Regions from separate parts of the Homo sapiens genome. Here region 2 is linked to region 1. A link is an interaction called in ENCODE POLR2A ChIA-PET data of the cell type or tissue named here. Cell type or tissue: PC-9. All regions are shown on one strand. Each heading gives the region's core, and the rest is flanking DNA. Links, peaks and the distances in the headings are about the cores only.

Region 1 (15,827 bases), core at 7,182-12,181:
CCATGCCATGTATTTCTGTTAAAGCCATGGTACACTTGGCAGAATGTAAATAAGCCTACAGTCAACATCCATTTGAATGATGATTCTTGCTGCAAGTCGTTTTATTGAGAGCTTGCTGAATGCCCAGCAGGCCCTCGTGCCTTAGGAAAATACAAAGTATAGAAAACAGTTTCTCCCCTTAGGAAGCTTTGGGCTTAGGTGGAGAAACAAGACAGCACAGAGAAATAACTCCAAAGCTGTCTCTCAACATGGAGCTCAACATGAGCTCCATGGATCACCTCCAACAGGGCTACTTGAAGAACTTGCTATGAATTCAGACTCCTGGATCTCATATGCAGAGATTCAGATTAGGGAAGACCCAGAAATCATCATTTATGATAAATTCCTCAGTTGACTTTGCACATTTGCAATTTTACAAACTGGAAAACATAAGTAGGTTAGTGATCGTTTATGTGGTAATGGTCTTGAATACAACATTAAAGAACTTGGATGATCTAAGGAGAGAACTCAGGCTGCATGATGTCAAGTGGAGGAGCTGGGAGTTGGAGTGGAGCAAGGGACTCACCCCTGTTAAAGCTGCCATGGTAACTGCCACTGACCCCTGAAGAAGTGTGCCCTGAGCCCTTCTGGATGATGGTGAGTGGTACTTTCATACTCTTGATCAGCTTGTACTCCAGATAAGCGGGCCACCAGCTCAGGGAGATGGAGTGGCAGGATGAGGCTGCATTTCTGGGCAACCCATGTGGAAGAAAGCAGACAACATGATCAGCACTGGGGGGGATTTGTCAGTCACTCCATTGGGTATCTGTTGTTACATAACAAAGCATCCCAAAACTTAGCAGCTTAAAACAACAAACATTAATTATTTCACAATGTTGCTCACAGAATCTGGAAGCAGTAATACTTGGGCTTAGCCCCTCCTATGAAGTTGCAGCCAAGATATTGGCCTTGACAACCGTCATCTGAAGGCTTGGCTAGAGCTAAAGCATATGCCTCCATGTTCACACACATGGCTGTTGGCTGGAGGTGTCAGGTCCTCACCATGTAGATCTATGTAGATCTTTCCAGAGGACTGCTGGTGACATGGCTTATGGCTTCCTTAGACAAAGTGATGAGAGAGAGAGAAACCAAATGAAAGCCAGGATGTCTTTCATAATATAATCTCAGAAGTGATGTATACCCTCACATACGCCGTATTTTATTAGCTACACAGATCAACCCTGGTAGGAAGAAATTACACAAAGATGTGAATACCAGGAGGTAAGAGTCAAAGAGCAAGAAACATGTGGCAAGAGTTATATCTGAGAATAACTTGAAAGTTTTACTTTGTCCAGAAATACTGCCTTTTGCTAAGATATAAGAGAAATTTGATGATCTTAAAAACATCTTAGAGGTCAAGTTACTCTGAGTCTTTTCTCTACTTCTTTTCCCAGAACTCAGAACTGAGTTCATATGCACCTCCCTTCTATTTCCCTGGGGACAGAACTGTCAGGATTAGAATGGGTATCTGTAGGAAGATTTCTGTAAGAAGACCCGTAAGATCTTCTGACTGAAATGTGAAGACCCTGGAAGTCTTGAGCCTTCCAGTATAGATTATAATGTGTGTCACTCTTCTTAGCAGACTGTGCAAAGCCACATGATGCTAGAGTCTTGGGTAGGTTGGGAATGATGACCCTTGTCCCACATTCTCAGAAGATAACTTTATCTCATCCTTCACCATGATGGCTATTCTCTACTTGCTCCCTTCTACATGTACATTCCTTGTACTTCTCTGGGTCCCAGGCTCCTTGCCACCTGCCTTTTGTTTGGGTTTGGCCACTGGAAATCACTGGTAGATGAACAATATTCTGTGTGTCCTTCTGGTTTGCTGTTATCTCTAGTAGTATCTGCATCACTTCATGACTTCAGCTCCTGCTGGGTGGCCTCTGTTCCAAGGATTCTGATCTCATTGGCTTTCAATTGCACTTATTCTTCCCCTTGTCCCTTCAACACTAACAGTGTAACAGTTTCTGGTGCTATTAGTCTCTGAATGCTTCCTTTTTTTTGAAATTTTTATTTATTTATTTATTTATTTATTTATTTATTTGAGATGGAGTCTCGCTCTGTCACCCAGGCAGGAGTGCAGTGGCACAATCTCGGCTCACTGCAACCTTTGCCTCCCAGGTTCTAGCTATTCTCCTGCCTCAGCCTCCCAGGTACCTGGGACTACAGGTGCGGTGCCACCACGTCCAGCTAATTTTTGTATTTTTAGTAGAGACAGGGTTTCACCATGTTCGCCAGGATGGTCTTGATCTCTTGACCTCCTGATCCCTCCACCTCGGCCTCCCAAAGTGCTGGGATTACAGGTGTAAGCCACCGTGCCTGGCCTGAATGCCTCCTTTTAACCTTAGTCCCACATCTATTAAGTGGTCTCTAATTATGCACTCTGATGATTTGGTTTTTGCCAGGATCCTGACTCATGTATTTTCCTCAACTGAAGAAACATTGAGAGTGTGCAGCATCCTGACCCCACTCCAACATATGCTAGTTTCTCTCCAGTCCTATCTGACTGCTTCCCTCATGTGAAGGTGAACAAAGTGTCCATCTTCCTACCTCTGCCTGGGCTCCGGATCCCAGCCCCACCCGCTGCTTTGAGCATCTCACACTAATAGCTGTGCTTTGTCTCTCCTGGATCTCCATCTTTCAATTTCAGTGTGTGCTTTCAGAATTTAAATATGCTCAAGACTCTTACATATGAAAAACAAAATAAGAAATCACTCTTCTTCAACTCCAGGGTCCCTGTCTCTTCTTCCTTTACAGAGAAATTTCTTCAGCCATCTTTCTACTTAGAGCTATCTCTCATTCTTTTATTTATTTATTTATTTATTTATTTATTTATTTATTTATTTATTTATTTATTTATTTATTTATTTTGAGATGGAGTCTTGCTCTGTCACCCAGTCTGGAATGCAGTGACGCAATCTCAGCTCACTGCAGCCTCTGCCTTCCAGGTTCAAGCAATTCTCCCATCTCAGCCTCCCAAGTAGCTGGAATTACAGACATCTGCCACAATGCTTGGCTATTTTTTTGTGTTTTTAGTAAAGATGGGGTTTAACCATGCTTGAGGGCTGGTCTCAAACTCCTGACCTCTGGTGATCCACCTGCCTTGGCCTTCCAAAATGCTGGGATTACAGGTGTGATGTCTCTCCTTCTTAATCTCCCATTCTACATCCAGGAAGAGTGGGGCTTTTGCACCCATCACTCCCAAACTGCTTTTGCCACAATTGCCTACCACTTCAATGTCACTGTGTGCAATGGATATTTTTTTCATTATCACTTTGCTTACAGCAAGAGGTTCTGGTGATGTTTCTTTTTTTCTGAGGTCCCTTCCTCCCTTGGCTTCCACAACCTCACATTTTCCTGGTTTTCCTACTATTTCTCTGGGCATTCCCTTTTAGTTTTATAACTTGGCTTTTCCTCTTGACTCATCCCTTAAATATTGGTACTTCTTTGGGTATTTCTTTGCTGTTTTTGTTTTGTTTTGTTTTGTCTTAGGAAATAACCTCATTAACCACCAAACTGTTGGATGCAAAGTCCTCAGAGTCACTCTGGACTTCCTCCCTTCAACAGGAAACTTCATAAAAAGCCCTATACACTCCAGCCCCTCAGCCCCAATGATCAAGCCTGTGCTACTACCTTCAGCCTTCTCTGCCCCATTTTCCTTTAAGCCCTGAGATGCTCCCGCACCACTGGACTAATCTCAGCTGTCCACGCCTCTGTCACACTCTCCCTTGCCTCCAGGCCTTTGCACATCCTACCCTTCTGTCAGGAGCACTCTTACTTTTGTTCATCCCCTCAAACTAAAATATATTTATTTTATGCTTTTGTTTCTCTTCAGAATAAATCATTTGCCTTTTAAAATGTATTTATTTTTCAGCTTTTAACATAAAAGTGACTTCATCCAGGAGTCTCTTCTGGATAATTTAGACAAGCTCAGAACCCCCTCCCCCTGCTCTCTTCTCTCAAGTCCGCATCCTTCCCCCAGTATAATTTTATATTCACAATTATTTAACAGTTCATCTCCTTCTCTAGACTCTATTCACCACAGATTCCCCAATTCCAGGCACGTGGAAGTTACTCTAGTTAAATGATGAAAGGAAGTTAGGAGAACCAGAAGTTTCCCATGTGTACAATGATCATATTCCTAAGGCAAGTTTTGGGGCATACATATTTAACAATGTTTGATGTATATGATGCGGTCTGATGGATCGAAGATTTGAAGTCAAGACTACCCAAGTTGTTAAAGAAAATGAAAGTGTTCTTTTTCTGTTTGTTTTTTGTGTGTGTTTTTTTCTTAATCTGGAAGGTGTTCTTAAGGGCATGAAGTGTGTATGAAGGGGAGGGGGCTCAGAAAAGCAGGACCTGGGTCATTCCTCCTCTCTCTCCTGTCTGTTTCTACCTTCCTTTGTGCAAGCTTATTGGGCCCTTAATTATTTTCTACCAAGTTAATCGAACCTGGGGCCAGAGATGATTGAGAAGTAAATGCAAAGGGTCCAAGGCAATTCATGGGCTGAGTCCCCTAATACATCCGCACACTTCCCTCCCAGCCTCACACAACCTTCCCTCTTCAGTCAAGCCTCCCATTCCCCAAGCTCCCCTACCTCCACCCAGCTCTCAAATATAGGATGTCTTAAATTATTCACCCTCACACTTTTCCTGGTGGCTCCATTCATGCCCATGATTTCAACCTCCACTCCCATGTGGAATAATGCCGATGCCCAAATCTTTAGCTCTCACCCTCAGTACTCGCTGGGGTGCCAGACCTGTGTGACCAGCCAAATGCTGATTAATGATTTCCAGTTGGGTGTCCTCTGAGGCACCTATTGTGTCCAGAAATAAATTAATCATTTTTCTTTTATTCCACTCTCTCTTATCTTCGTTCTACAATATCCCAATAGAAACATTAGAGTCATGACAGTGATAATGAGAAACATTTTTTTAATGTTAACTATAAGCCAGGCACTGTTTTAGGAGTTATGTATATATAAACCTGCTTTATACTTAAAACCCCATTTTACAGATGGGCAAGTGAAGCATAGACAGGTAAAGTAACTTGACCGAAGTTTAAGTCAGAAAGCCAGGATTCAAACCAAGAGAGTTTAGATAGAGAGGCTGAACTCATAACCACTATGCTATGTGCCTCTAGAAGGATTAAGTGTCTTAATATTGTTCCTTTCACTAGTGAGCAGGATTACTGAGGATTGGGTTTCTAACTGAATAAACTTTTATTTCCATCACCCAGTTTCGTGGTTGGTAAATAGTGGTGTATATTGGATAAGTAAATAAAGAAATGAAGGTGTGCAGGAGATACTGGAAAAGTAGCTATGAAGTTAACCACAAGTCAAAAAAAAATGCATTCTAGAAAGGGATGCTCTACAGCCTCCTATTTCCTCTACATTGCACCTTCTCTTTGGGTATTAGGGTTTTTAGAGTCCCAGAAGACGTCTATAAAACATGGCACAATGGAAGTGGAGGTGGAGAAGTGGAGGGAAAGAGAAACAAACAAACAAAAGGCATCATCCCTTCTCTTATCACTTTCCACTTCTCCAGGCTTGTATTTGTCACATTGAAACAGAGTTTGGTATTTTCATTGTAGTTGTACAAGTATAGTTTGTTAATCTCAAGAGGAATAAAATATAGCCATATAATTTTATTTCACCAGTAGAGAACCAAATAATAATAGCGAATTCTTAAGGAACTATTTTGAGGTTCTTAAGGAACTATTTTGAGGTTCCAGGTGTTATGCTAAGCAGTTTCTAAGCCCATGGGCATTATTATCAGTTCTAATATGCAAGTGGGGAAACTGAGGCAAAGAGACTTGTTAAGGAGCTTGCTCCGGATGACAAGGCAAATGCCTGGCGGATAGGGATTTGGACACAGCCTGTGAGCCCGTGAAACTTCTGCCCTTCACCCGCAATGCTGTAGAAAGGCTTCCCGTGAAAATGGGCTTTTAAATAATCTGAACAGTGATGAACTGGGGATGGGAGGTAATGCGTCATTGGCAATATTTTCCCATTTTGTGAGGTGCGGTGAGAAAAGCCTGTTTCTCAATTCTATGGTAGAGCTTTCTCCATTCATTTTCTTGTGGTTTCATCAGCATACAACATGGGAAGGCAAAGGAAGGGAAAACAGCCATAAAAAATAAAAACAAAACCTAAAGTAAAGCCTGTTCAATCAGCTGAGGCTGCCATTAATTTCAATAAATATCCAGTTAAATTCATTGACAGGCAACTTATGAATCTTGGAGAAAAATGGATCACTTCAAAAATCTGCAACCTTTTGGAGGCTTGCTGAGTAATGTGATTTTTCAATGTAATGATGTTTAATATTGATTTTAATTTGCTGAATATGCCCTGGATAATTTGGAGCATCTACGGGGTTTAGTTTGCAGGTTGCCTTTCCTTTTAAGGTGTTGAAAACTGTAAAAGGAGAATTGATTAAACTGAGCATTCATTTTAAATATACTGGCAGAAAATTGCTTACTCCTCATGACTTCAAGCATCTGAATATCATGTCTAATGATCAGGGTTGCTTCTGGTTTGGTTTTTATTACTAGAGAATAGTCCATCTGAACAAAACCTGCAAGTAAAGTCTACTCATTTCTCTTCAATTTTGACGTTAAAGCCACTGCTCAGAATCAAATATGCTTTGAGTTGTTTTACTAAACACTTGAATTTAGGTAAGCTGTGAGGATATAGGAAAAGATAAATTCAGTTTCTCCCACTATGCTTCTGACACCAGCTGAGTGTATATGTTGTGGGGTGGGGGTTCCCCAAACACTGAGAAATTCCCTGGCAGAATCTCCCATGGACACCAGTTGGGTGTCGTCCAATTCAATTCTGACACTACCTACCTGGAGATAGGGTCAGACCTAACAGGTTGAGGGCTCAGTCCATAAGACACATGTCCCCCCTCCCCGACTTAGGATGCCAGTTGCAAGCCCAAGCTGTGGCCTGTGCTTCTGATCAATTGGCTGTAAATCAGGGCTCCCACAGCACCCTCCTTGATCTGACAAATTTGCTAGAGTGGCTTACAGAATTCAGGAGAACACTTTGCTTATGTTTACTGGTTTATTTTAATGGATATTATAAATGATAGAGATGAGCATCCAGATGGAAGAAATGCATACAGTAAGGTATGGGAGGAGTGGCAAGGAGTTTCCATGCCCTCTCTGGGTGAGCCACCCTCCAGGAACCTCCATGTGTCCAGTTATCTGGAAGCTCTCCAAACCTTGCACTGTTGGGTTGTTATGGAGGCTTCAACACATAGGCATAATTGATTAATCATTGACTATTGATGATCAGCTCAAACTTCAGCTCCTCTCCTCTTTCCAGAGGTTGGAGGATAGGGCTGAAAGCCCCAAACCTCTAGTCACCTGCTTGCTTCCCTTGGAAACTGGTCCCCATCCTGATGATATCTAGGGGCCCACCAAGAGTCACCCCAGTAGAACAAAAGATGTTTCTATCACCCATGAAATTCCAAAGGATTTAGGAGCTCTGTGTCAGAAAATGGGGAAGAAGACAAATATATGTATTTCACAAAATAGCATAAGCTGAGACCAAGAAAACAGCAGCCCTTTTTATATATTTCAATAGCCAGTTTTATACATTTCTGTATTCCATAAGAGGAGAATGTTTCTAAAGCAACTGAGGAATATTTGACTTCTTAATTATAATCTCTCATTGCCCCTATGATTCCATTTCCCCCACCAGTTTTCTAAAATTGTGTCAGAAGTCCAGGAAGACCTCAGGGTACATGTATTTACATTCTTGTACAGGTATCCAAGAGCACCCAAATATAAGAAATAGCCAAATAAATTCAGTCTACTTTGGGTCCTAGATATAATTCTGTCATTTCCCCCATATAAATTAGCGTATATTTGGGACTTAATCCACTTCAGCTCCACAGACCTTTTACCAACAGATCATTCTGTTTTCATGTTGCCAGTATGACTCTCTTACACCATTACATACACACACACACACACACACACACACACAAATGTCAGAAAACAAAATAAACCATCCTCGGTGAAGAAAATCATTTGCTCTTGTCCTCTTCCTGTTTTTTAATTCCTGGAAGCCTAAAGAGGAATAGGGATGAAATGTCTGTGTAAAAATGTTAACAACTATGAGGAAGGTGTACTTTGGTAGATATCGTTTGTTGGTACTTAATAGTAACACATTACTTTTTAACTGTCGCATGTACTATAGAGTCTTAAAGTTTAGAAACTACATTTCCCAGACATCTTTTGCGTAAATTCCGCCAATGAGAGGTGCTTACCTGAGATAGAGAAGGTGAAAGAGAAGATACTATTCGACTACGGATGTTACAGGAAGATGCGGGAGGGGTTTGCAGATGATTTTTCAGAAGACCTCCTAGGAATCACTCACTTTGTTGCAACAGGTAGCAACAGTTCTTGGCTTTTGGTGCTTTGGGCATCCTCCTAAGAATCACTCACATTGCTGGTAGCTCCCCTGCTCTTCCAGCACTTCTTAGTATTTAGAAATCAGCTTTACTGACTTTTACTCCTCCAGCCTTCCTAGAGATGTGTAAGCCTCTAACACACTGTGTTAAACTTCTTTTACCTCTAAAAATCTGAAGTCATTTCAGGTTTCTATGACCAAACCCTAATGGATAACAGGTTCCCAGATTTCTAAATATTTGAAGTAAAACTCATTATGAGATAATACTTTAGAAACAGAAAGAACTCTTCAGTTCTTATAAAATGGGTTACTGAGATATTTTGTTATCCCTAAGTAAAATGATATAAAAACTATCAGTGAATTGCTAACACAAAATTCTTCTCAGACTAAGAATTCAAAATAGACAAGTTTCACCTTAGGGAGTATAAGTGCCTCATATGAATGAAAACCTTGCTGTGTGCCAAAGTCTTTTATCTCTTTCTGAATGTCTCTGCTTTCTCTGTTTTGTGTTAGTATTGTTTGTTGTTATTGTTCCAATATCTCTATGGCTTAGCTTATTATATGGCATAGAGTTGTTGTACAATAAATGTTAGTTGAATAAATTCATGAATGAATGTATGAATGAAAGTTGCTATGTTTCAAGTGCAAACTCATTTTACAATTTCTTCTACATTTTCTAGTCTTCTTAGTTCATTTGAAATTCTCTGTCTTGGGGAGTTTAGGGACAGCTGGTGAACCTGGGGATTGACTATGACTACTCAATCTTTATTTATTCATTCTTGTATTAAACACACTGATTATGTATGGACACCATTCTAGGAAAAGGAGATACAGTGCTGATTGGGGTACAGTACCTGTCCTGGAGGATTGAGTGGAATGCAGTGCAGGATGGACACATCATCACTTAGCTAACACTTTTATGGCCAGATAGAGTTAAGAATAAAGCATAATTACAGATTTGGAAAGATAATCTGGTGCCTATATTGTATATTTTTAATACCCCCAGTGGAATCTCACACAGCCCTCCACAGCCACACACAATTTTTTGGCAGCAAAATGCATGACTATTCTTACCAAATGGAGTAAGTTTGCACTAAATTTAACATTTAAAATACCTAGATTACAGGGATTTGGGGATGTTATGCTTGTAGATAAAGTGTTTGGATTTGTACAGTTTTCTATAATGCAGTATAAAGAAGGCAAAGGGAGGCAAATTGCCTTGGCACACTGTGTGTGTGTGTGAGAGAGAGAGAGAGAGAGACAGAGTGTAATGGGGGAGTATTCCAATCTTGAGTATGGAGAACAGGCTTCCCAGAGCCCAAAAGCTAAGTGGGAGTTGGTCAGATGGAGGTAATAGGTTTTATAGGGAGGAGAAAGATGTTCCTGGCTGAAGCAGCATGATGTAGTAGGTGTGTAATGTGTAAAGTTCTTGGGAAAATGGCAGCACAATGTATCACTGAAACTTCCAAGTCTTGTGATGAATTGAAAGATGGGAAGTGTAAAAAGATGAGGCCACATCCACCCAAGTTGGAGAAATTAAGGGTAAGAAGTGCTAGGTCTTATTCCTGAATGAACTCTTCTTCTTCATTATCCTGAATGAAGGTCTTATTGCCTGGGCTGGCAAAGTTCCACCTCCTCAGTAACAGATCATGCTAACATCTCTAAGCTGCAAACAAGCTGCCTCCCAACTACAAGATGGCATTGCCATGAGCTAGCAACGTAGCTCATGAACCCAAACTTTCTCTCAGACTCAACACTGCCCTGCAAACTCTCCTTTCTGCTTTTCTAGCAACCTGGAACCACAGTTTTCCAACTATCTGCTTTACAACCAGGCTCTGAGATAGACTTGTCATTTCAATGTCTTTATTGTCCAGAGTTCTAATTCATCCACTGCAGCTTACAACCATTGATGTATGTAATTCAGCACTTTAATCATCTTTGCAATTTTAATCATAGGGTTAAATGATTCAATTTTCCCGTCCACCCCATTCACTTATAAATATGCCAGGAACTGTGTTTGTAAGTTGAGTTTTGCACCCATCTGCAAACATATTCTTCATTTACAATTTCATTTTTATTTTCAACATTCCCCCGCCGCTTTTTGAATTAAGTAGAAATAATGGCAGCTGGTGCTACTTTTGGTGTTTGAACCTGAGTTAATCATGAATTCATCACTTGCTAACAGTAACATCAGGAAAATTATTTAACCTCTTAGATGATTTCTGCTTTTGTACAACAAAAATGTAAAAACACAAGATGTACCTCACTGGGTTGTGGTCAAGATGACCCAAGTGAAGTGCCTGACTCATGCTGGGTGCTCATTAGCGGCAGATCCCTTCCATAATATAAATACCCCCTCCCTTGTTCATTAGAGTATATTTTGTGTGGTTGTTAATGGTCATATTATCTCACTGGACTCATGGAATAAAGTTTCTTCTGAATTATCTTGTGTCAATCAATTTGGGAGAAATTAGTTCCTCCAGTAGAAAACCAGAATTTGGTTGACAAATCTTGTACAGGTGGGTGTAGAAATTTTTATTTCCCTTTGATCTGCATTCCCCAGGATTTGGTCTTTTTAAAGACGAGTTTCTAAATATGGACTCCAGCCTAGTGGATAATATGCTTCCATAGGAGGTAGATCAGGTAGATGGGAACATGCTTAAAGAAAGTCATGTCTGTTAAGTGAGATGATCTAATTCTGAGTTTACGTGCATGGCGCCCCCTGCAATTGGACAGTGCACAGTTTATGCCACCATAATGTGGCAGTGTCACCTGGGCTTGTTAACTTTGTGTTATCCCTGAGGCTTTAGTAAAGTTTCATTTCACTGTCCTAGACTTGAGTTAGCTGTGCTAGAGGGAATGAAAGTAAAAGAAGGAGCATTAAATGAGAAACAATCCTCCATAAACCACCTTTCCAAAGCAGGTAGGTGGGAGCAAAGTTAATTAGTGAAGGAAGATGAAGAAAAAAACTTGGAAGACAAGGGTTGAGGTCATGAGTTATGGCTTCTCCTTCTTTTGTAAAGCCACTACTAGTCACAGTGTTAATATTTTTAGAGGCAGTTGTGCTTTCCTATTAAACATCTTCTTCCACAACTTTTTTCTTTTTAGTTCTGTGAGCATTTTCTCATCTGGATCCTGCTTCTAACAATGATCCTAAATAGGTTCTTTGAGGGAAGCTAAGTTTTTTGTTTTTGATAGAGACAATCTCTAACTCATGATCTTAGAGCTTACAAAAAGGGTAAAGAACTAACACGATTGCTATGGTTCCAGTGTATATGTCCCTCCACAATTTGTATATTAAAACTTAATTGCCAATGTGATAGTATTAAAAGGTGGGGTATTAAAAGTATTTTAATATTTGATAGTATTACAAGTATTTAATCACCTCGTAAAGAGGTGTAGCCTTATGAATGGGATGAATGACCTTATAAAAGATATATAAGAGAGCTGATGTCTGCATTTGCACTTCCAGCCCATCTGCCATGGGAGGACACAGCTTTCAAGGTGCCATCTCAAAAGTAGAGATGGGGCCGTCTCCAGACATAAAATCTGCTGGCACCTTGATCTCGGACTTCCCAGCCTCCAGAGCCATGAGAAATAAATCCCTATTCTTTATAAATTACCAAGTTTCAGGTATTTTGTTTTAGCCACATGAATAGACCAAGACAGTGATTTATCAACATCACATCTCTGTGCTCTCCTCAGCCTCCGACCTGCTTTATTATCTATGATTACTACAGTCTAGGAACGAGCACTACTGTTGTTATAAGAAATGTCAGCTCTTTAGGAACCTGGTGAGTGACCACAATGACTGGAATATGGCTACGCTCAGTGGAGCTTGCTGTCCTTCTGGAAGTGAATTCTGTTCTCTCAATTTCTATTCTGTGGAAATATTTCCAAGGAAGAGTTGGAGTTTTCCTCCGAAGTCCCTATGTATCCTGCACACATTTTTTTGGAGTTTTTCTCAGTAGCATAGAGTTCGAATAAATAAAACCTACTGTTGAGAAAAGATCCCGCATTCATAACTTTCTTTACTGTTCATCCTATAAAATGGCGTATATCTTACTGCTCTCCCCAGTATAGCTCCATTTGTATACACAAATAAAAAAAGAAAATTAAAAACTTTATTCCACATGTTTATTGTTATGCACTATATTAAGAATTTTACATATATTGTAATTAGCCGGGCGCGGTTGTGGGCACCTGTAGTCCCAGCTACTTGGGAGGCTGAGGCAGGAGAATGGCGTGAACCCAGGAGGCGGAGCGTGCAGTGAGCCAAGATAGCGCCACTGCACTCCAGCCTGGGCGAAAGAGCGAGACTCCGTCTCAAAAAAAAAAAAAAAAAAAAAAAAGAATTTTACACATATTGTTTTATTTAATACAACCTCCCTATGATGAATAAACTCTTACTACTCTCAATACAGAGATGAGTGTCAAAGAATTTAACTGCCCTACATAAGGTTAACAAGTAGTTGAGAAAGAGTTCAACCACATATCTAATTGATCCAAAGCCCATACTTTTAACTTCTATACTTATTCTAAATACACTACTGAAACAAAAATGATCTGAATTTAAATGCCTCTGTTTATTTGCATCAACAATTGAACTTGTTTGTATAAATGTTGTGGCATTGAACAAAATTAAAAAGCTCCAAATGAAGCTCAGCCATACAGACTCCAGGTACCCATTCATTATACAATACATTTTTCTACCACTCAACATTCAAAGAAACATCCCTTTCCTGACTGGGCATGGTGGCTCACGCCTGTAATCCCAGCACTTTGGGGGCCTAGGCAGGCAGATTGCTTTAGCTCATGAGTTCAAGAGCAGCCTGGAAGACATGGCAAAACCCCGTCTCTACAAAAGATACAAAAGTTAGCTGTGCATGGGTGGGATGAGGTGGGAGGGTAGCTTGAGCCTGAAAAGTGGAGCTTACAGTGAGCTGAGAGTATGCTACTGCAATCCAACCTGGGCAATAGAGCCAGACCTTCCCTGAGGAAAAAAAAAAAAAAGAAAAAAGAAAGAAAGAAGTTTTCCTTTCTTTCAGTGGCAGCACATCTGAGCATTCTGCCTCTTCTTCTTCATTTCTTCTCTGCCCATGTCTTCTCTCCCCTCTTCCTCTGGGTATCTGGCACAAGGTCTCCTGGCTTGATGCAATGTGAAGTTCACTCCGGATTCAGTCACATCTGAGTCCTCGTAGTGAAGGCTTGAAGTGACTCTTCCAGGCTATACGTGCATGAGGAACCTAGGAAGCTATTGGCGGGGAAAAAACTAATCTAAGGAATTAGAGAGGCCTATAAAACTGTCCTGGTAACACTACCTCAGTCATTAAAGTAAGATGCCAGAGAGAACAATTCTGAACACTGGAAGGTATTCCATGACTCTTTTCTTCCTTGGACTCAACTTCACGGCCTCCAGGCTGACTAGGGGGCAATTTAGGGTAGGTACAGGCTCTGCAAGTAGCTAGGTCCAAATGAATTGTTTTTACTCATATCTGTGAGACACAGAGTCCAAAGCAATGTGGTTTTTGGTACCCGGGGTCACAGTACAGGGAAAAAGATATGTGTTCACTGGTTGGCACTGATGCATGGAGGATTTGAGAAACCACGATGCTGCTTGGATCTATTAAGGCTTTGACTATGTAGCAGTACATAGGGCCTGGCTACGACAACTGTGACGGCAGGTCCCACTTACAGAGGTCAGGGGCAAAGGCCACAGTGGTAGTAGCAATGTTCCTAATGCCCCAAGGCAGAACCCAGGGTGACCTGTCAGTGGAAGTGTGTGTCTCACTTCCTTGTGCACTTACACACGGCTTTGCTAGCAGGAGTGTGAGGGACTTACAGACGGCTTTGCTGGCAGGGAGTGTGAGCATTCAAGAGGCACCATTTGCAATTATCTAGGGATAAGTATCATGCTCGGAGAATGGTTGGATGTTCTGCAGGACCTGAGAGGTGGGAAAGAAGAGAAGTGCTGCAGAAATGTTTGAGTTAGACATGTAACACTAACTTGCATAGTTATTCTCTTTGATCCTTACAAATACCCACAGAAATTTGGGTTGTTATTTCCATTGTATTTGTGAGGGGGCTAAGGCTGGGTAAATTGTCCACGATCAAATAGCTGGTAAGTAATGGAGAGAAGAATAAAACTTAGATCCTCTGACTTACCATTCTTTCCTGTAGCCTTCCTACTTTCCCAATCTCAGGAAAATTATTATCTTCAATAAATTGTGGGTTTTTTTTTTTTTTTACCAGCAAATTAGGCTTATGTAATCATACTTTTCCTTTTTACATTGACCATTAGAAATCTGAGTTGAATTTTTAAAAATTGTACTGACAATATTAATCTAGTAAGTTGATATGTTTACCACAATTTTTTCCTAAAAATTTTCTAATTTCTGTTTTTCTTTTAACTGCTTTTTGTTATACCTATCTTTTGTTGAAAGCCACTTCAGACCTTGGAAGCAAATGGGATATTCTCTTTACGTAAGCAGAGAAAGAAATCTGGAAACCAAACTTGCTACCTCCAGAGTGTGAATCAGATTGGTCATTCCCAGAGAATAAACTGAGAAATTCCAAGTGAATTGGGAGATATCACATAAACTTTGATTTTTTTCCCATAGTCTTAATGAATTTTGCTGATGTCTTGATATTCCCAATCTCCCCTTTTAATCAACGTTATGTGTTTGAGATAAGTTCGGCAGAGGTTGGAGGATCAGACCTTAGTCATAGAACACAGGAGAGAATATCTAACAGTCTAATAAATGCATATAAATTAAATACATACTGGGCAAACCACTCTAGATTTGAAGTATTAAAATCTGGGGAAGAATCACAGTTAAGCTGGTTGACTGGGCACTTCTTGACTTAATGAAAATTTGTCAGCAAAAGGCTACCATACGAGTTAGGGAAGGTGTACCTTAAGCATGTCTTGAATGGCATGACTTTGTGGGTGAGGAAGATAGTGTTTGCTATGAAATAGTAACAGGAATAGACATGTCACACACAAGGGAAGAATAGCAGTTGTTCCTAACTAGAGCTTACAGTATGGTCCAGGAAGGTGTGGAGTTGAGTTAGAAGTTCTAGGGGGAAGAGGAGAAGAGCTTAAAGAAAAAATAGGAGTTAGAAGTGCCTGTGATGAACTCAAAGCAAAAGCCATCTGAGAATGGAAAATCTCATAAAGGAAGGATGAATAGGAGTAGGAAAAACCACTGAACCACCATTATCTACCAGACAGGTATATCATCTATGCTTCAGAAGAAATCTCATCAAACATGCATGTCAGGACTGGGCTGTGAATTGCAATTAAAATATTTACACAGAGGGAGAAAACTAATTTTTTTAAATGATAATGTGATTCTGTGA
Region 2 (15,827 bases), core at 6,535-11,534, 170 kb after region 1:
AGGGATAATGTCTAATGGGCCTTTGTGGATTTTGAAGAGAATATATATTTCATTGGGCATGCTACTACAATCCATTTACCAAGTAAGATGTAAGGTCATTAGTTTTGTGTGAGGTCCAAAACAAGAAAAGCCTCTACAATACAAGGCTGCCATACAAACTGCTCTTACATCTAGATCCAGTAGATTCCATGGTGCTAAAAATGTCTCTGTTAGGCAGGAATCTTGCATGAAGCCATTAACCTGATAGATGAATCATAGAGCAGACATTTAGAATTCTGGAGCAAAACTATAACAACTTCTTCAGAAAAATTCTTCTTTTAATTCAGATATTCTTCTTTTCTCTTCAAAATTCTTCTTTAGAATACCAGTTTGAAACTGGAAGCTTGATCATGGGCCATCAAGTTATAATGCAACCTGAACTGCCCATGATGAACTAAGTGTTGTTGATCCATCAAGCCTCTAAGTTGTGCATGAATGATCAAATGGAAGCCTCTAAGTTGTTCATTCAATGATCAAATGGAAGTAGAATATATGAGATCAAGCACAAGTATATTAAATAAGCAAGTGACCCAGTTACCCATGGTGTCTATTTGTGCAACAATAGCTTCAGAATCTTACACCCATGGCCTCATGGGAAGCACTCAGTGACCAGTGGACTGAAAAATATTTGGCATTGTTTACAGAAATTTTTGTGTGATATTCTGGTATCATCCAAAACCGAATGACTAAATCATTGTGGCCCTATACTGGTGGTGTGGGGAAGAAAAATTTTCCCAGTAATAAGAACTTCCAGCAGTGTACCTAATTGTTCATTTTGCCTCAAAGGAAAGACAGCCAGAGGTATAAATCTACATTGCTTCATGGGCAGTTGCTAACGTTTAGATGGATAATAAGGGACTTAGAAGAAACATGACTGGAAAATTAGTGACAGGAAAATCTAGGGAAGAAGTAAATGGATAGACTTTCCTAAATGGGCCCATGTGAATGTTGATCAAAGCTCAACCTCAGCATGTAAGAATCTTAATAATGGACAAGAGAACACATTCTGCAGACCTCTATCAGGTTTTTCTTTCCAGTTTCTTCTGTTCTTGACCAATGAGCTCGTGAACAAAATAGCCATGATGGTAGACATGGAGGGTATGCATGAATTCAGCAACATGAACTTCTACTCACAAGGCCTGAAAGGGCAGTATTTTGTTCTTGCTCCATAGAAACTTACTCTTTATAGGGATTTGTCTTCCCTACCTGTAATACCTTTGCCAAAATCAGTATCTGTGGACTTAAAGAATTCTTATATCTTATTTCCCTTCATGTTATTCCACAGTGCTTTGCTTTTGACCAAGGAACTTACTTTGCAGCAAATGAAGAATAACAGACTCATGCTCATGGAATTCATTAGTCTTAACTTGTTATTCATCACTCTAAAGCAGTAGAAAGGTGGAATTCTTCTTTTAACTATTTACTGTGCTAGATGGATGGAAACACTTTGCAGGGCTAGGATAATGTCCTGAAAGATGCAGTAAATTCTCTAAATGATCAATCAATGCATGTTGCTGTTTCTCTCTTATCCAGATTTCATAGATCCAGGAATCAAGGGGGAAAAATGGAAAGGGCTCCTCTTACTGTTACCCATAGTGATCCACAGCAAAATTTATTCTTTCTATTCTCAACTTTAGACTCTGCTGGTCTAGAAGTTCTGGTCCCCAAGGGAGAGATGCTTCTACTAGGAGATACAGCAATGATTCCATTAAGATGGAAGTTGATACTCCCTGCTGCCGACTTTGGGCTCCTTATGCTAAAGAATCAACAAGCAAAGTCAGATATTGGTGTATTGGCTGGGATGACTGGGGAAATTGGATTACTACCAGATTATAGGAGTAAGAAAAAGTGTGCCTGGAATTCAAGATCATATCTTATACTCTCAAGTCTTGTAATTACTTTTGTTGCTGTAACGAACAAAGTAAGTGGAAAATAACCCAATGCAGGCTCAATTGCAAAAGCTTGGATCCCTCAAAAATGAAAACTGACATCACCCCAACAGGCAAGAAACCATGACTAGGTGATGTGCTTGCTGAGGACACAAGTATATGGAATGGGTAGTGAAAGAAGGAAGTTATAAATACCAGCTATGACCACAAGATCAGTTATAGAAATTAGGATGGTAAGAATTATGAATATTTATTTTTTGATATAAATATATTTGGTTGTATATTAACCAATTCTTTTTTCTACCCCATCCACCATCTAATATAAAATGGGGTAATAATAGTCTTTGTATTAGTTCCCTAGGGCTGCTATAACAAAGTACCACAAATTGGGTGGCTTAAAACAACAGAAATTTATTTTACTGCAGTCTGTATGCGAAAAGTCCTAAATCAATGTGATAGTGGGGTCACTTCCTTTTTAGAAGCTCTGAGGGAGAATCTGTTCAATGAGTCTCTTGTAGCCTCTGATGGTTGCTGGTAATCTTTGATGTTCCTTTGTCCAATCTCTGCCTCCATTGTTACGTGACATTCTTTGTGTCTGTGTTCAAATTCCCCTCCTCTTATAAGTACACCAGTCACTGAATTAGAGCCCATCTTAATCCAATATGACCTCTTCTTGATTATATCTGCAAAGACCGTATTTCCAAATAAGATCATATTTACAAGGTTCAGGGTTTAGCACTTCAACATGGCTTTTTGACAGACACAATTCAACCCATAATATCATTATATCTCAGTATATTCAAATGACATGACATCGAAGGGAAAGTGGATCTTAGCTAAAAAAAGACTGAATATCATCCCAAAATGGACAAAGTAACCTATGAGGCTATGTATCTTTTTTTTTTTTTTTTCTGTGGCATCATCTCACTCTATCACCCAGGCTGGTGCAGTGGTGCAATCTCGGCTCGCTGCAACCTCTGCCTCTTGGGTTCAAGTGATTAGAGTAGCTGGGATTACAGGCATGCACCACTATGCCTGTCTAATTTTTGTATTTTTCGTAGAGACAGGTTTCACCATGTTGGCCAGGCTGGTCTCGAACTCCTGACCTCAAGTGATCCACCCACCTCAGCCTCCTAAAGTGCTGGGATTACTGGTGTGAGTCACTGCACCCAGTCGTCTTTTAAATGTGTTTTCATCTGTAGAACTGATAGTTGCATCATACTACATAGAAGCATCGTTTTGCTAATGTCTTCATTTGGAAGTTATATTTAGTTAAGAGAAGTGGACATGGATGCCAAGTTGGCAAGGGATGGACTTTGGTAGCTTTCTACAGTATCAAATTGGCTAAATCAGGAGCTATATTTTCCAGAATTTCCTCTCCTGATTCACACTGAGTTAAGGTTAGCCTTAGGGGAAATTTGCATGAGGTTGGAAAAGCAGAATTGAAGCAGCAACCATTTGAAGGGGGCACCAAACTCTATGATGGCAAGCACACATTTACCCTGATGTGGTGACTCACCTGGACTTAGCGCAGCAGCTGTAGTTGAAGCTCCCAAAGCTCTGTCTTCAGCTTTGCCAAGTCCTATGCTAGGTACATGTTCAGCTCCATGGCAGAGGGCACTAGATCCTTCTGGAAGTCACCCCCATTGAGGTTGGTAAAAGGCTGATGTGGGTTCCAGTTTTTCCTCCTAATTCCAATTCTTTGTTCTTCTCTACTTCATGCCCAGCTTTTGTTACTGGTGGCTGTGCTGACCCGGAGAGTTCAGCCCATTATCAGACAGATGCAACACACTCCCATTGACTTCTTCACCAGATCCCACACTTGCCTGAGGTCTAATCCCTGGAATAAACCCCTCATTCTATGTCACTGTTTCTGCTTCTTATTAAACACCGATACATGCACCTTGTATCAAACACTGACAAAGGTTGTCACGAAGGAAGAAATCAGGAACCACAGAAAGCACTGGTGTTCATATTCCACCACCTCAAAAAGGCAGGAAGTCTTCTACAGATAGGTGTGATTTGGGGCACTTCTGAATTATGACCCATCCTTCTGGGTGCCAGTGCTAAAATAGTCATTTTCTACCACCCTTCATCTGACCTCCATTCATATGCAACAACTGTCTCCAATCAGAGCTTGAAACCAAACAGCAACTATATTTCCTGATATTTCATGTTTGGGGAAAAAAGCATAAAATAAAATGTGTTGTGACCTATTTACAAGAGCCTGTCCCCAAATAATGTGAAGGCCATCATTGATTGATCTCTATTTAACTTGGCTCATTGGACTTCTTACCATCAGAATATCTAGTTGAGCAATTTATTAGCATTCTATCTTAGTCAGCTTCTGGAGTGTAATTCAGGTCCTAGTTCCTTACTCTGACATAGGTTTTTTTCTTTTCATTTTAGCCTCCCATTTTCTCCTGTTTCCCGTATTACGAAAGGCCATGTTTCCCCTTTACTGCCAGCATGTGATTGTGTGGTTGTGTACATTTTTTCTTGAATATTTCCCCTTGTACATGTTTTTTGTCAGCTTCCTTGCCCTACCTCCCATGATGCCTTTCCTTATCCAGAAGACACTGGCACAAACTCTTTCAAGAAATGAAAACTCCCTATCATGGTTCACATGCATTGATTGGAAAAGTATTAACTATTGAAATAAATGTAATATATATAGAAACCTAAAGCTACTGTTTTGTTCAACCTAAGATAACAATGCTTGCTGTATTTCTTTAAATTAGTTACAGGTTCACTCTACTAAGTAATTAGATTCATTTAATATAAAACAACCGTTGCTGGATTCTGAGAATGGTTCATGCGTTGGTCAGGGACTTGGCTTTCTTGGGGAGACACAATTATTTCCTAGGGCAGCCTTATAGCTCCCAGACAGCTAGTGAGGCCCAGCAACATGTGGAGTCTGGTTTCTAGAGCTATGGCTTGGTTAATCTGTATTATTTTCATGAAGTGGTTAACATTCCTTATGAAGAAATGGAGGCTAAGTGACTCACAGCAGATTAGTAGAAAAGACCTGAGTCCCTCTCAGAATCTTTGGTATTCTGGTTGGCAGGATTACTGTTTGCCCCAGGATAGGCTTTTCTCTCAAAATCATAAACTTCCAAAAACATAAATCATTTCCATGTGGATAAAGATGAGAAACTGTATTGACTTTTCTCTGTTTTGTTAGAAAGAAAGAAAAAAGAGAGAGGGAAAGAGGGAAAGAGGCAAAGAGAGAAAGAGGGAAAGAGGGAAAGAGGCAAAGAGGGAAAGAGGGAAAGAGGCAAAGAGGGAATGAGGCAAAGTGGGAAAATGGGAAAGGGAAGGGAAGGGAGAGGGAATGGAAGGGAGAGGGAAGGGAAGGGAGAGGGAAGGGAAGGGAGAGGGAAGGGAAGGGAGAGGGAAGGGAAGAGGGAGGGAAGGAAAGAGGGAGGGAAGGAAAAGGAAGGGAGGGGAACAAAGAAAAAGCAGAAGGAAAGAAGGAAGGGACAGAGGGAGGCAATATACCTTACATGCTATCAGAAATTTAACACTTAGACTTAAAATAACAAAAAGAAATGTCTGCTAAATTACCATGTATTTTAAATCACTAATTATATATCAACCTCACTCCTTAAATACTCTAACACCAAGGAAATTGTTAGCCTGAGGAGTAGAAAGCACAAAGCAGAGATTTGCTTTTCACCTGATTAACACTTTCTATTAAAATAATCTAAAACAGCTGTTAATTCCTGTTAAATTCAGTCTCCACTTTTCTATAAAAGAAAAATTTAAATTATTTTTGGTAGAAAAGCTATTTTTTTAAATGTCAAAAATATTTCCTAACATTTTCAAGCCAACATACACAAAATTATTTATGTCAAATGTTGTCACATAGAATCCAACATGCCAGATTCTTCAACTCTTTTATTCACCCCAGGCAAATTTCAGTTTGCCATAAATCTTCCTTATGGCCAAGTCCCACTAGACTTTTAATTTAATGAAACACAGAAAATATTTGCATTGTGTTTTTCCCATACCCCCAACCCTCCATCAACAGTGAATTGGGAACCCAGCTATGCATTAACCCAGTGTTATAAGGAAGCTGTACACATGTATGGAGCTGAGTTTCAGTTTGCTGGGGAAAAGAGTAGGCAATAGCAATTTGCTGCAACGCATTACATGGTTAATGTCACCAAAGATGCCAAGTGAGCAAGTGACAATGGGGTGGGGGGGTGGGGGGAGGAACATCAAGATCCCTAAATGGAAGATTGTCCTAAGTATTTATCAAATAGCCACTAGGGAGATCACTGAATTCTCACCAATCAATCTGGCAGGGATTTGGTCACCAAGGCGCAAAGGCAGATGGGATCCCCTTAATGCAAGCCTTCCCCGATGCAAAAGGAATGATATTTGCAGGAGAGGATGACAGCATTGTGAGAATATAAGGGACAGTGACTGGGCAGATCAATACTGGAGCTCTTCCACTTCCTTGCTAACTCTGTTTCACAGTGAGAAAACTGGATATGTTCCCTTCCTCATCTCTCTTTCCCTATATAAAAATCTGTTTTATTTCAACTTTGTTGTATATGCAAGTTACCAGAGCTTAAGAAAGGCTTGAACCTGAGTTAAGGTAAAAGAGAGGGGAAAAAAAGACACATCCTAAACCAGTTTCATTTATATAATGAAAATAAATTTTTACACAATCAACAGAAACACACCAAGATTTTTTTTTTTTTTGCGAAAAATATTTTTAAATAAATTTTTTTTTCTTACATTCTGATATACATATGTAACAAGGTTTATGGCACTGTAACCAGAATCAAATCAGAAAAAAAAAAAAAAAAGGAAAAAGGTGGGAAGGAAAGTATTTGATATATTGTTGAATTCCTTTCTATCTCCAAGCTGGCAAATTTGCACTATTTGTCTATCATTCAGCTGCCAGCTCTAACTTGTTTGCACACTTAAAACATCATATTATTGCACAAGAAGCCAGTGAAGGCATATAATGGTCAGTTCCTCACTATTTCAAAAAAAATCTCTTAAACCCAGAGAAGGAAAAAAAAAAAAAATCCAGAGCATGAAACACACAAAATCAAAGGTATCCTTTTTCTCCTTAAAGAATGCCTGAAGGATTCTTAGACCACTTAAGCTGCCCTGATCTTCTCTTTGCACCAGTGAGCACAACAGGGCTTGGTTTGGTTGGGTTTTTGTTTTCTGTGTGGACAGCCCAGGTTGATCCCAGGCCTTGGTGATTCAATGTCTTTTCTATTTACTTTTGGTTCTTTTTAATTGGTTTAAAGTGTGTAGTATCTTCGGTCTATGAACCTGCACAGACTATTTAGTCATAAACTCTACAAATAGCTTAAAAGGAAAAGGGGGAGAAACAAGTTGTATTATATTTTTATTGTTGGCTTAAAAAAATTACTTCTTTAACCTCCTTAATTTGTCAGTTTGTGGGAGGTGAATCTCAATGGCATCAAAAGTTATAGTCTTCTTACACTTGTTAAAAATAAAGTGTTTAAACAAGTTTGTTTCCATTCACAAACTTACTCCCAACTACAAAAAAAAAAAGAAAGAAAAAAAACCAGAATCCATCCTCCTTCCTCATTGTCTCCTAATGGAGAGCAGCAATCCTTTCCATCCAGACCATTGTCACACAACCGTCTCCACGCCCATCAGCTTTGGTGTAAGGATTCTCGGTGTCACACCGTTGTTTAGGTCTTCCTCGAACTCTAGCAACTGCCCCATGAAGTTAAGGTTTGGGGAGATAATTGGTCGTTTGCCTTTGACAAATTTATAAGCATCAGTCATGGTCATCCGAGTGTGCTTCATCAAGTAAGCGATGACGATGGTGGCGGAGCGGGACACCCCAGCCTGGCAGTGGATGAGAAGCCCCTTCCCACACTGGTGAGCTTCCTCTGAAAAAAGGGAGAAAGACAAGAGATGAAGGGAAGATGGAAGAGAGAGGCACGGAGAGAGAAACTTTCATCTCAACTTTGCAATGCCTTATTTTGTATAGAAATAATGAATTAAAACAGTTTTAAAGCCAAGTATAATCCACTAGTTCATTACGTATACTTATGTCACAACTTCCAGAACTGGCTAAAGTTGATATCAGCACGAACAAGAAGCTATACATCTACATTTAAAGAGAAGATTAAATGAAAGAATTGCTCATAGGAACAGTTTGCTGCACAGGTGACAGCAGTGGCCGGAAGCCAGACCTATAACACAGTTAACTTTCACGTTGAACAAGCTACTGATCAAGTCGACTCTAACAGTCACTGAACCTTCTCTCAAATGTCTTGTTCTCTTTTTTTCTGGAATTACACTACTGAAAGAAAAAAAAAGAATGAAGGAAAAGGAGAGAGGAAGGGGAAAAATTATACACACACATGAAAATATACACTCACACATATATATGTATATGTATGTGTGTGTATGTGTGTGTGTGTGTGTGTATATATATATATATGCAGTTCCTCTTTGGATTAAGGATGTTAATTCCAATTTTCGGTTGTGTGACTTAACAAACCTAGTGCTAGTAACAACTCTCTCACTTGTAATAGAGAAAAAACACTTTCTTTATTCTATAGAATTGCTCTGTACAGGAACGGGCATTAAATGGATAAGAGTTTTAGTCTTACTAAACCCTGATTAAGGTTAAAGGAATAAAGCTTAACTAGGAAGATACTATGTTCAGCTTCTCCCCAGAAAATCCAGTTGTTGCAAAGTTAACTAAAGGCTAGTAGTATACAGGCCGAGGGTGTCACCTCTCAAGCATTCAATCCCGTTTGCTTCCATGTATGACATTCCAGTGTGGCAATAATGCAGAAGATGGAGGAATCCCAGCAATGGCTCAAAATCCAGAGCAATTGAAAGAGGAAGACTTGCTAAGTTTTCAAATATATTAAAAGCTCAGGACAATAGCATGTGGGCACTACCTGAACAGATTCTTAATGACATTTCTAGACTCTAACACATCCCTAAGAAAGCTTCCTTGAAGGAACACCAATTAGATAAACAGGTAGGGAAGGAGAAGGGGTAGAGAGAGTAGTGATTTCACCTAAACTACATCTACTGGCTACCCACCAGTGGACCAAGGAAAAAAAACCTGATGTAAATTTTCATCTTAAAAATTTACAGATGAAGTTTACTTCTCATAGTCAACAGTATTTCAAGAAAAGTAAGCATCTCTCTTTTTCAACTTTTTCCCTTCAGCACACGGTATTTAGCTCCAAGTCAAGACCAGAAAGCATGGTGGTGAGAGAATGAGCTTCTGAGTGCCTGGCTGGACCACCGGTTCCACTACACACACTTGATTCAGGAATAAATAAACTGGTATAAACACTAAACTTAGATGCTGCTCAGCTTATATTACACTCTCAGTGAAAGCTATTATGTTTATAAAACCTGCTGTGTTTTTACTAAAGCAAGACTGTAAGATTTCAGTTTATCCAATAATATAACAATGAAAATAAAATTGTGCCTATGCAGGTTGTGATATGGAGTTGTTCTTCGGGCTGAATGCTATTTGTTATTGGTTTTGTTTTCCTTAAAAAAAAAAAAAAAAAGGCAGGTAAGCCTGAATAATCTATAAGGAATGTGAGAAGGAGCTTTAGTTGAAATCCTCTTAGAACAAGTATATCTTACCCTACTCATTAAATAGAAAACAATTTCCTAACTTCCTCCAACTGGAGTTAAGTCAGATGGAATCTCAGTCATAACATCACATCATGTATCAACCAGAAGTTCCTCATATGCTTGTTGAGAAATTTTTCTTCCTCAGCGCTCCAGGTTTGGCTCAGATTTTATTAATAAAGAATCTGCAGTATCTCTGCATCCTCAGTGTTGCCAGTTGGGAATTACTTAATAGGGCATCATAAACATTGCCTTAGTGTGTTGTGAAAAGGCCTCAGGCTTGGGAGTCAAAAACCCTGGATTCTGGCCCCTTCTTGGACACTAGAATTCCTATGACCTTGAAGAAGTCACTTTACTTCTCTAAGTTCAGTGATCACCCTGAATTTCCTTTCAGACTCAATATTCCATGGTCCTGTGCTGACGGCATAATTAGCAAGGAAAACAGCTTGGCAAAATGACCAGAGATGTCAACACTACAGCAAATCCACCAGACCCCACTGGCTGTTAAACCTGAGGCTGTTTTTTTCTTTCTCTGACAAAGGAACACCCCACTCCACTTAACTGTATTCTTCCTGGAATAACAACCTGCTGTAATATTTAGGAAAAGTACTAGGCCACCCCTTTATGGTAATAAAAGTTGAAGTTACGTAAAAAAAAATAAATGTTGAGTTTTGCTATATTGCAGGTGCTCCCAAAATGATATTTTGAGTGTTTTTTTTTTTTTTTGAGACAGAGTTTCACTGTTGTTGCCCAGGCTGGAGTGCAGTGGCGTGATCTCAGCTCACTGCAACCTCCGCTTCCCAGGCTCAAGCGATTCTCCTGCCTCAGCCTCCTGAGTAGCTGGGATTACAGGCATGCACCACCACGCCTGGCTAATTTTGTATTTTTTTAGTAGAGATGGAGTTTCTCCATGTTGGTCAGGCTGGTCTCAAACTCCTGACCTCAGGTGATCCACCCGCCTCGGCCTCCCAATGTGCTGGGATTACAGGCATGAGCCACCGCGCCCGGCGATATTTTGAGTCTTATAGCAGTTTGGGGCTATAGAAGTTGCAGAAATTAAGATTAGGATTAGGCTAATAGTTGCTTCCTTCTGGGGATCAAAGCGTGCTGTTGCTAAAACTTCCTCCTTGGGAACTACTCCGTCTACACAACCTGATCTTTCCTAGTTCAATGAGTTTGGGGCAGACTGTCAAAGGAAACCTAGTACCATCTCCCCTTATGCTGGATGAATAAGGCTTAGTAGGGTGACCGGAAGGCATAGGTATGTTTGGAAGGGGTGTCATATTCACTAGATATTGCTTCCAAGGTGCTCAACGGCGCTAGTAGATCAAGTAGCAGTAGCACCAGCTCTGACCTCCGATTCCTTACTTTCCATCCACTTTTCTGGTTACAGAGCACATAAATGCTAACCCCTACCACTATTTCACTGAGAACTTGAGGGATGAGGATTTCTAGTTGAACAGATCCCAACAAATTCAATTACTGTCCTTTTATATCCATCCTGATGGCTTGGATACACTCGACAGGCTATGACTTAGGAGAATGCTTAGGCTGTTTCAGGTGGCAGAGCCCTCCAAAACTCCAGGGCAGCTTTTCTTTTCCAACACAGGAATAAACCTTGAACTTGATATCAAAGCAAGAGCTGGAGGGAAAAGGAAGGCAGCGGATGAAAATTCCCTATGGGAGATAGTTACCAATGAACTCAAAAGCCTCTTCAAAGTACTGCCGCAGGTTCTGCTTGTTGCTGTCAGTGGCTGGCAGCCGCTTGTAGTTGAACAGGCCTTTCTCATAGTGGTAGAGGGGAAGATGAGTGGTGACGTTGATGACGTAGCCGATGTTCAGCCGCTGCATGGTGTCCAGGTCCTGAGCATCCTGCTCATTGCCAAGGAACAGGAAGGGCAAGATGGGGGTGAGCTCAGCGTTCTCGATGTCAGGGGTGGTGGGGATGGGCTGAGGTAGCAAGCTCGAGGCCGCGGATGCGCCGCCCCCCACCTCCCGGCACTCTTGGAGCTGGAGGGAGTTGTCACAGAGGTTTTCATGGTTCTGCTTAAAACTACTAAGTCCACCTAGAACACAAACACAGAAGGTGAGTGTGACTGAGATTTCAGAGCTGGCAGAGAATGCCACCTCCCCATTAGAATGAGTTTGCATTGTAGCTCATGCATATTTTAAATACATATATAAATATGTATTTAAGCAAAAAAAATAAAAATAAAAATAAAACAAAACAAAACAAAAACTAAAAGTCCATTTGGAGACCCAAGACAAGCTTCGGGGAGTATCACTGCATGGAACACTTTGGAAATGTGCTCTTTCTACAAATGAGGGCATGTTCCCCTAGCAAGAGTTCCACGCGGCATCAGGCAATCTTCCTCAGCTGCAAATGTGACCTGCCTCAAAGAGCCATATGCTCAGTGGCCTACATAGAACCCTGTGCTTTGGGAGCCAAGAAAGGCACAGATGACCTCCTCGGGTGGAATCTCAGCACCACAGGAGCATGTCTTGCACCCTTCATAGCTCACCTCACCCAGAGGGACAAGTTTGCTCCCAATACAGCAGAGTGGTTACAAGCAGGAACATTGGAAGAGACAGGTTATCTTGATTATAATCTGGGTACCATCATTTCCTGACACTATTACTTAAGTTCATTTATCTCTGTGCTTCAGTTCCACCATCTGTAAACTGAGGGTGATGGTGTCTCCCTTTGAGTGCAATTGTGAGCCTGAGATAAATGAATACGTGTAAAATACTTAGCACATCTCCTGGCACACAGTAGAACTCAGCAGGCATTCACTATTTTAATTTATATTATTTATATGATTGCCCACAGGTGAAATCAGCAGAGAAGTACTTGGAAAAGACAAGCCAGGGTGGGGTGTGAAGGACTGCTCTTATAATCTTTTTTGATATTCTCCACGTAGGGCCCTGACATTTATCAACCCTGACTTTCAGTAGAACAGAATGTGAGAGCAGCGCGGTTGCTTACTCCTCGACTTTCCAAGGCTTGTGGGCACATAAACCCATCAAGAAACCTCTTTTGGATGTGTGAATGCATGCTTTTGAGCTTACGGCTCTGCTCTGCCTCCCACGAGTTATGGGTCTAGTATAAAAAGCTTATAAACTGTGCTTATTTCTCCATTTTTAAAATGCAAACCTTCCCCTGAACAAGTGCAATCTCACTTTTGGGAATGGATCTTAGGGAAATCATCTAACCAAAGATAGTTAGCTAGATATATGGAGATGTTCACTACAATGTTATCTGTTTTATATATATTTTAAAAAGGCCAAGTAAAACACAAAAATAAAAGAAAAAAAGTTATTACATTCATTCCACGGAGTATTATGTAGCCTTTAAAAGAGTAGTTGCAAAAAGGATGTGAAAATAAATAAAACATTTTGGTTTAATATTAAATTTTTTAAAAGCTAAGTAAAAAACATTGACCAAAAGCTGAAGAACTGTACAAAAAACGAACAATTGTTTAAATTAGGGAATTTACGGATCATAGTTTATTGTTTAAATTTTCTGCTAATATTTTTACACACAATGGCATGCACAGATAAACCCAAAGGATTATTACAAAGCTCAAATTATAATAATATACATGTAAGTGCTATAAAATCTGGATTGACATTATTAGTGCCAACTGAGCTCTAACCCTACTCAAACAGAACTAGATACACTCTGGCTTTCCCTTTGAAAAGAGGGGGAAGTGGAAAAGTCCTATTAGCTGAAAGCCACCAGAACACAACATCTACCCTCAAAGACAGATGGCTTGTGGCTGTCTTGATAGTTCCAGGAGATAAGGCAGAAAACCCAAAGCATGAACAAGAGACGGTTATGTTGCAATAAGGACAGGAAGTCTATCTGTCCACTAGCCTCTGAGCCTGGCATATGTTCTTCTCCATTTCAAGTCTCATCTTTGACAAACCACAGCGGGAAACTCCAGACCATAACCTAGACCGAGTCTCATGACTTTTCACAACCAATGGACCCGGAGCTGGCTGTGTAAAAGAGAGAAATCATATTTTCCTTAAGGTATGGTTATGATCCAAAGAAAACTCAAAGGGCAATATTATGTTCACTTTACTCATTGAAAGTAAGAAGTCAAAACCTACCCTAGCTTTTTGAAAAGAAAAACAAGAGCTATATACGAATTTCAGTTGATTTCTAGAATTAACCTCTGCCCTTACATATGATAGTTTATTCTGCTAGGCAATTATGACAATAAAGTTTGAACCTGAAGAGATAATTCTGAAGTAGAAGAAAGAAAATATGGAAAATAACTTCACCAGTGAAGACTTAAAAAATAAATAAGATAAAAACTACCCATTGTCATCATCACAGCCTCCACAAAAGGGATTCTGAAGAGTTAAAATCTGCTCAGCTTCGCCTCCACAAAAACCCAAATTCCACACAGATTCTGTGATGGGAACCTAATTCACTTTTTTCTTCAAAAAAGGCAGTTGTTACATTTTTCCATATAAGATGAGAGGGAAGAACAATAAAACAAATTCAAAAGAAGGCTCTAAAAGCAGGGGAAAAACCTCTCTGTTCTTATTTAGGGTACTCAAGCTGTAATTTGTCTTAAAAGCAGCTAGTTTAAAAAAAAAAAAAAAAACCAACACATGCTAGAAAACCCCACACACAGAAAAAAGCAGCGTCCAGCTTTTTAAAATTCTGCCTCTACACCTCCTTTCTCAATGACATCAGCTGGAGGCTCCCCACCTGCCCAGTTGCCATAGCAGTTACACAAAGACATACAATGACATCAGTTGGCATGATATCAGCTCTTTGAGTGCAAACAATACAAGAAGAACTACTTTGTTTAAGGCCTTTGGTGCAACTGTGTTCTGGGGAGCCAATGATGTAATGCTAACAGGTGGCATGGGCCTTCCATTTGCCTAATGGGGGGAAAAAAACCCGTGGCGGAGTGGGGGGAGGAGGGAATTTGAGACAGACACACAGAATGCTCCAAATCACAGAGCATGCTTATGTGCAAAAGTATGGGTGCATTGTATGTTTAAGCCATGTAGGAACTCTGTTCTTATAATATTTGGAGGTGGGAGGGGTGGGGGTGGAGAGAAAAGGAGATATTACAATTTAAACATATAAGGTAAACAAGGAAATTCTCCTTGAGGGGTCTGAAGAAATAGTCTCCTGTTCAACTGCCACTCTGCTAATCAACTTGGGCATCAGTTTTCCATAAGGCTTATGCACAGCTCTGTACTGCAGTTAAAAACTCTCTCTGTGGACGGTGCTTAAAGTAAAAAACAACGAGTGGAAGCTCACAGTGGTGGCTTTTTCCAGAGAAGTCTGCAGGAAGGATTGTTTTCTTCTCTTGGGGAAGGGTTGAAATTGAAATCTGGAGGGGAGGGGGAAGAGTAAAGCTAATCTGGTTTTTCTTTTCCAGTTACTTTCCTCCGACCCTACCCCATCAAGTATCACCAGAGGCCAAAGTGACTGATCACTTAATGAGGAACCCTGATGATGTTATGTTTATTACTATTTAAGAATATTAGAACATGATAATTAACAAACAAAGCAGGAGCAGTGTAGCATGGAGGTTAAGAGCAAAGGTCAGAGACAAACCACACCTAGCTGCAGTTATGATTCTGCCTCCTAGCAGCTGTGAGACCCTGTGCAAGTCAGGTTCCCTCATTAAGCCTCAGTTTACCAATCTATTAAGTGGATGTAATATCATCTACCCATCAGGGTCATAGTTCAGGAAGCCTATGTAAAGGTTTTGATACACGACCAGGTATTCGATAAATAATGTCTTATTACCCCCAATATCATCACCTTTGTTCTAAATTCCAACAGATCTATGCACACGCATAGTCCATGAGAGCCCTAAGTGCAGTGCAGTGATTCAGAGAAGGAGTATTGAGGCTGGACTTCTTGGGTTTGAATCCCCAGCACAGCCAAACACTAGCTATGAGACCCTGGGCAGGTTTCTCACCTGTCTGTTCCTCAGTTTCCCTGTATACAAAACAGGGATAACAATAGTACCTACCTCACTGTACTGTTGTAATGATTAAAGTGGTTAATAAAGTACCTTAAAACAATGTCCAGCACATTGTAAGTGCTTTTTCTTTTCATCACTTTGGGAAACTACCATTTTAAAGATCTAAAAAAAAAAAAATCTGCTTAATATAAAGACTCTATATAAGTAAACTAATGTTCCTGAGTTTTTACTTTTAAAATTTTATTTAACAAAAAAGAATTAGGAACCAAGGTATCCGAGCAGTTTTAAAGTTTGCAAAACATACTTTTAACATAAA

What was found. Peaks named below come from ENCODE experiments on the same cell type or tissue, not always from the same donor. Only the 100,000 strongest peaks of a DNase experiment are listed, where the experiment ranks them.
Region 2: POLR2A ChIA-PET joins it to region 1 with 5 read pairs; 2 of 35 experiments call an interaction of 5 or more read pairs at or near these places.

The regions. Positions count from the first base shown.
Region 1 is chr1:221,527,484-221,543,310 of GRCh38, forward strand. No RefSeq gene overlaps it. Among named protein-coding and RNA genes, the nearest start is that of LINC02817, 200 kb to the left of the region's middle. In PC-9, for the core only: no CTCF peak of the experiment used is centred there; no DNase peak of the experiment used is centred there.
Region 2 is chr1:221,694,856-221,710,682 of GRCh38, forward strand. It overlaps DUSP10 (dual specificity phosphatase 10), which reads right to left. Exons shown (of 4, transcript NM_007207.6): 3 at 11,240-11,611; 4 at 6,569-7,822. The coding sequence ends at 7,557. Among named protein-coding and RNA genes, the nearest start is that of DUSP10, 39 kb to the right of the region's middle. RefSeq lists an enhancer at 13,154-13,263. In PC-9, for the core only: no CTCF peak of the experiment used is centred there; a DNase peak (open chromatin) is centred at 9,576; H3K27ac peaks cover 1,126 bases.